Regions from separate parts of the Homo sapiens genome. Here region 1 is linked to region 2. A link is an interaction called in ENCODE POLR2A ChIA-PET data of the cell type or tissue named here. Cell type or tissue: PC-9. All regions are shown on one strand. Links, peaks and the distances in the headings refer to the core of each region. The heading gives the core; the rest is flanking DNA. Region 1 overlaps STAT3 (signal transducer and activator of transcription 3). Region 2 overlaps LOC102725238 (a long non-coding RNA gene).

What was found. Peaks named below come from ENCODE experiments on the same cell type or tissue, not always from the same donor. Only the 100,000 strongest peaks of a DNase experiment are listed, where the experiment ranks them.
Region 1: POLR2A ChIA-PET joins it to region 2 with 6 read pairs; 6 of 35 experiments call an interaction of 5 or more read pairs at or near these places.

What each region holds. Positions count from the first base shown.
Region 1 is chr17:42,331,881-42,334,794 of GRCh38, reverse strand. It overlaps STAT3 (signal transducer and activator of transcription 3), which reads left to right. Exons shown (of 24, transcript NM_139276.3): 9 at 746-904; 10 at 1,030-1,122. Among named protein-coding and RNA genes, the nearest start is that of STAT5A, 45 kb to the right of the region's middle. RefSeq lists enhancers at 1,182-1,231, 1,252-1,311. In PC-9, for the core only: no CTCF peak of the experiment used is centred there; no DNase peak of the experiment used is centred there; H3K27ac peaks cover 114 bases.
Region 2 is chr17:42,439,620-42,442,533 of GRCh38, reverse strand. The region is part of intron 3 of LOC102725238 (a long non-coding RNA gene); the gene reads right to left. It also overlaps the pseudogene RNU7-97P. Among named protein-coding and RNA genes, the nearest start is that of ATP6V0A1, 18 kb to the left of the region's middle. In PC-9, for the core only: no CTCF peak of the experiment used is centred there; no DNase peak of the experiment used is centred there.

The DNA.
Region 1 (2,914 bases), core at 319-2,818, 110 kb after region 2:
TGAGATTTTAGGAAGGGACTAGTAATAAAAGGTAAAATAAATTATTTTCTGGCCAGGCATGGTGGCTCACACCTGTAATGCCAGTACTTCGGGAGGTCGAGGCAGATGGATCACCTGAGGTCAGGAGTTCAAGACCAGCCTGGCCAACAAGGCAAAATCCCATCTCTACTAAAAATGCAAAAATTATCCGGGAGTGGTGGTGGGTGCCTGTAATCCCAGCTACTTGGGAGGCTGAGGCAGGAGAATCACTTGAACTTGGGAGGCGGAGGTTGCAGTGAGCTGAGACTGTGCCACTGCACTCCAGCCTGGGCAACAGAGTAAGACTCTATCTCAAAAAAAAAAAAAAAAAAAAAAAGGCCAGGCGCAGTGGCTTACACCTGTAATCTCTCAGGAGGCTCAGGCAGGAGAATCACTTGAACCCGGGAAATGGAGGTTGCAGTGAGCCGAGATTGCACCACTGCACTCCAGCTCAAAAAATAAATAAATAAATAAATTATTTTCTTTTTTTATTTATTTTTTCAGCATCCACCCAACATGGTGAAAAATTCCTCTTTTCTTAATGTCACTGAACTGTAAACTTAAGATGAAAAATTGTAAATTTCATGCTATATATATTTCACCACAATAAAAAAATTCCTTGTTCTTATTGTAGTGGTCTCCATGTCTTCAGTATTTCCTTCCCCTTCTCCATCTCACCTGTATACATTCACTTTGGTAATTAGCATCTTTCTTAATTTATTGGCAGGATAACGTCATTAGCAGAATCTCAACTTCAGACCCGTCAACAAATTAAGAAACTGGAGGAGTTGCAGCAAAAAGTTTCCTACAAAGGGGACCCCATTGTACAGCACCGGCCGATGCTGGAGGAGAGAATCGTGGAGCTGTTTAGAAACTTAATGAAAAGGTAATTTAGCATCCTTGTCCCTTTCCCTCATCTAAAAAATACCTAAAGACTCACGTGGTAGAGTGAGAGGCGGGCTGACTTCTGGTCATGGCCGTGGCGCGTGAGCCCATCTTCTCTTTCCTCAGTGCCTTTGTGGTGGAGCGGCAGCCCTGCATGCCCATGCATCCTGACCGGCCCCTCGTCATCAAGACCGGCGTCCAGTTCACTACTAAAGTCAGGTAGGCCATGCCACTTCCATTTCCAGTAGAGATTTTACTGAGGGACACTGTTAGGGTGAGGGTAGAGTTGGTGGCCAGGGTCATTCTTTCCAGGTGTGGTGTCACAGGCAGTACACTGTTGCGGGGTTGAAATTTGTTGCCATACTATCTGCTTGCTCTCTGATTCTGATGTCAAAAGCAAAAGAGCAGTCATCTTTTTGAAGGTACCTGGGCATATTCCTATGATTGTAGACCTGGAGTCTCAGGCCACAGCTTCTCCTTCTGCCCAAGGGACAAAATAATGTCATCTATTTTCTGTTCTTTGAGGCTACTCTTCCCTGTGGATTTTAAGGGAAAGAGTAAGGCTTAGTGATGGGGAAGCTGAGAGGCCCCAGGGCAGGTGGGTGGTGGGCCTGTAGGGTGAGGTGTTACTTTCACACTCAAGTCAGAACAGGTGTGCTGGGGTTTTGACCTTCTGCAGCAAAATTTCCCTCCTCAGAAACTTAGTATGGTGTTCGGTTTCAGGATTAATAGAACAAAATGCCAGCTGCACAGCATGTGTTCCTGTAATATTTTTCATTATATGGCTTTGATTATCCTTTTGTGAATCTCTCACAACTTTAAGTTGTTAGTTCTTAGATGTTTTCTCAGTACCTTTGGCTTGAAGGAGTGATACTCATCTTTTGTTTTTGTTTGAGACAGGGTCTCACTCTCACCCAGGCTGGTGTGCAGTGGCATGATCTCAGCTCACTGCAACCTCCATCTCCCAGGTTCAAGTGATTCTTGTGCCTCAGCCTCCTGAGTAACTGGGAATAGAGGTGCGTGCCACCACACCCGGCTAATTTTTTTTTTTTTGAGACAGAGTCTCGCTCTTTCGGCCAGGCCAGAGTGCGTGTTGCAATCTCAACTCACTGCAACCTCCACCTCCCAGGTTCAAGCGATTCTCCTGCCTTAGCCTCCCTGAGTAGCTGGACCGGCACACTCCACCATGCCCGGCTAATTTTTGTATTTTTAGTAGAGACAGGGTTTCTCCATGTTGGCCAGGCTGGTCTCAAAACTCCTGACCTCAGTAATCCACCCACCCCGGCCTCCAAAAGTGCTGGGATTACAGATGTGAGCCACCACGCTCGGCCTTTTTTTTTTTTTTTTTTTTTTTGAGATGGAGTCTTTCTCTATCACCCAGGCTAGAGTGCTGAGGTGTGATCTCGGATCACTGCAGCCTCTGCCTCCTGGGTTCAAGTGATTCTCCTGCCTCAGCCTCCCAAGTAGCTGGGATTACAGGTACCTGCCACCATGCCCGGCTGATTTTTGTATTTTTAGTAGAGACGGGGTTTCACCATCTTGGCCAGGCTGGTCTCGAACTCCTGACCTTGTGATCCACCTGCCTTGGCCTCCCAAAGTGCTGGGATTACAGGTGTGAGTCACCGCACCCAGCCCTATTTTAATTTTTTTAAAGAGAGAGATAGGGGCCAGGCACGGTGGCTCTCGCCTGTAATCCCAGCACTTTGGGAGGCCAAGGTGGGTGGATCACCTGAGGTCGGGAGTTCGAGACCATCCTGACCAACATGGAGAAACTCTGTCTCTACTAAAAATACAAAATTAGCTGAGCGTGGTGGCGCGCGCCTGTAATCCCAGCTACTTGAGAGGCTGAGGCAGGAGAATCACTTGAACCCAGGAGGCGGAGGTTGCGGTGAACGGAGATTGCGCCATTGCACTCCAGCCTGGGTAACGAGAGAAACTGTCTCAAAAAAAAAAAAAGAGAAAGAGAGATAGGATCTCGCTCTGTCATCTAGGCTAGAGTGCAGTGGCATGA
Region 2 (2,914 bases), core at 311-2,810:
TTAAGCGAGCCTCCCACCTCAACCTCCCAAGTAGCTGGGACTACAGGTACTGGGACTCCCGAGTAGCTGGGACTATAGTTTATGCACAGAATTTGAGCCTCCCTCTCTGTGGCTCTTATTTTGATAGGATTTCCTCCCATTATTTCCACCTGCTGGGGTTGCCCTGAACAATTCAAGCTAGTAAGACTGCAGGGTTTGGGTTTTTGTTGTTTTGTTTTTGTTGTTGTTGTCGTCGTTTTAAGAGATAAGATCTCGAGCACAGTGGTTCATGCCTGTAATCCCAGCACTTTGGAAGGCTGAAATGGGCTGATCACCTGAGGTCAGGAGTTCAAGACCAGCCCGGGCAACATGGTGAAACCCTGTCTCTACTAAAAATAGCTGTAGTCCCAGCTACTCAAGAGACCGAGGCAGGAGAATCACTTGAACCCGGAAGGCAGAGGTTGCTGTGAGCTGAGATCACGCCACTGTACTCCAGCCTGAGCAACAGAGTGAAACTCTGTCTCAAAAAAAAAAAAAAAAAAAAGAGATGAGGTCTTACTGTGTTGCCTAGGTTGGAATACAGTGGGTATTCACAGGCACAATCTTAGTGCTCTACAGCCTTGAACTCCTGTGCTCACGGTTTCCTCACACGTCAGCCTTCTGAGTAGGTGAGACTACAGGCGCACACCACTACCCCCAGCTTTGTTTTAACCACTCACTTTGCAGACTTTGGACTTCCCTTAGACTAAAAGCTGTAAAAACACAGGAAACCCATTCAGTCCTCTTCTCTTCCAGGTATCCACCTCTGTGCAGTATATTCCTCCTGTTGTTTGCTAATGCCTTCAGGTAGTTTTTGTTTGTTCTTTAATATTTTGCTCTGAGTATATCATTCTTATTTACAGAAGACTTGGTGTGATGGGAATTACTCAGCCATAATTGGAACTTCCTCCTGTGTTTTTTGACATATTCCCATCATTTTGCTGGGGTGTTGGGGGTGGCAGGGGACTTCCTTAATTTCTATCACAATAGGATATTTTAAGCTTAGCTTATACTTTCCTTGTTCCAGCCCTGAAGTCATCCATTTCTCTAAGAAGCTGTTTCTTTGTTGTGAGGAATAATATTTAGAAACCAAGATCTTGGTACCAAGCCTGCTCATTGTTACATTGTGTTATTGCTTCTAAGCCTTCAACACACAGAGGCCAAACCTCTAGCTCTATCTCTACAAATGTATATGAAGTTATGGGTTTATACTGATGCCTCTAACACCAGTTCCACCCATCTAAGGTTCCTTTGTATTCCCTAATTCATATTTAAATCTACTTTTTTCCTACAGTGAGAACTCTAGCTTCCACATTCTTTTATATGTCATTTGCTTAATTCTATAATATGCACAATATAATGTCATAATTGCTATTCCCATACCACTTCTCCTTCAGTACAGTTTTGTTGTTCATTTGTAACATGAGTTAATTTCTGTTTTCATTCAGTTTAGGGTCTCCTCCAATCTTGGGGATTTCATTTATTGAATTTATCATTTTATTTCCAAATATTCTATTTTCAGGCCAGGCATGGTGGCTCACACCTGTAATCCCAGCGATTTGGGAGGCTGGGTCAGGAAGATCACTTGAGCTCAAGATTTTGAGACCAGCCTGGGACACATAGTTCCTGTTTCTGCAAAAGAAAAAAAAAGAAAAGGAAAAAAAAGTATATATATGTTCTATTTTGAAAACTGCTGAATCTTTTGTTGTAATAGCTTTATTGAGATATAATTCATATACCATACGACTCACCCATTTAAAGCGTACAAGTCAACAATTTTTAATACTCACAGAATTGTGCAACCATAGCCACAATTAATTTTAGAACTTTCCACTCGGGCGCAGTGGCTCCTGCCTGTAATCCCAGAACTTTGGGAGGCCAACTTGGGCAGATCACCTGAGGTCAGGAGTTCAAGACCAGCCTGGCAAACATGGTGAAACTCCATCTCTACAAAAATACAAAAATTAGCCGGGCATGATGGCGGGTGCCTGTAATCCTACCTACTCGGGAGGCTGAGGCAGGAGAATTGCTTTAACCGGGGAGGTGGAGGTTGTAGTGAGCCGAGATCACGCCATTGCACTCTAGCCTGGGCGACAGAGTGGGACTCCATCTCAAAAAGAAAAAAAAAGGAAAAAAAAGAAACCTCAGCAGAGGAGGAAAAACTGTAAAAAAAAGAAAAAAAAAGAATTTTGTGCATAGAAATTGAAAATTTGGAAATGAAAATTTCAGACTAAAAATTAAAATGTCAAAGAAATCAAGTATTACAGCTCTTTTAGAATCCGTCTAGCAGGTTTTCCAGTTTTTACCAGAAAACTCTCCAAAAAAATTTTTTTTAAATAGTCCGGGCATAGTGGCTGACACTTGTAATCCCAACAGCTGGGGAGGCCAAGGCCGGAGGATTGCTTGAACCCAGGAATTTGAGACCAGCCTGGGAGATCCTGTCTCTACAAAAAATAAAAAAATAAAAAAAAAATCCTGTCTTTACAAAAAAAAAAACAACACAAAAAATTAGTCAGGTAAGGTGGCATGTACTTGTAGTCCTAGCTAATTGGGAGGCTGAGGTGGGAGGATTGCTGAGCCCAGGAGGTTGAGGCTGCAGTGAGCCATGTTCATGGCACAGCATTCCAGCCTGGGCGACAGAGTGAGACTTTGTCTCAAAAAAATAAATAAGGGCTGGGCACAGTGGCTGTAATCCCAGCACTTTGGGAGGCCAAGGAGGGCAGATCACTTGAGGTCAGGAGTTTGAGACCAGCCTGGCCAACATGGTGAAACCCCGTCCCTACTAAAAATACAAAAATTAACTGGGCATGGTGGTGTGCACCTGTAATCCCAGCTACTCAGGAGGCTGAGGCAGGAGAATTGCTTGAACCCGGGAGGCAGAGGTTGCAGTCAGCCG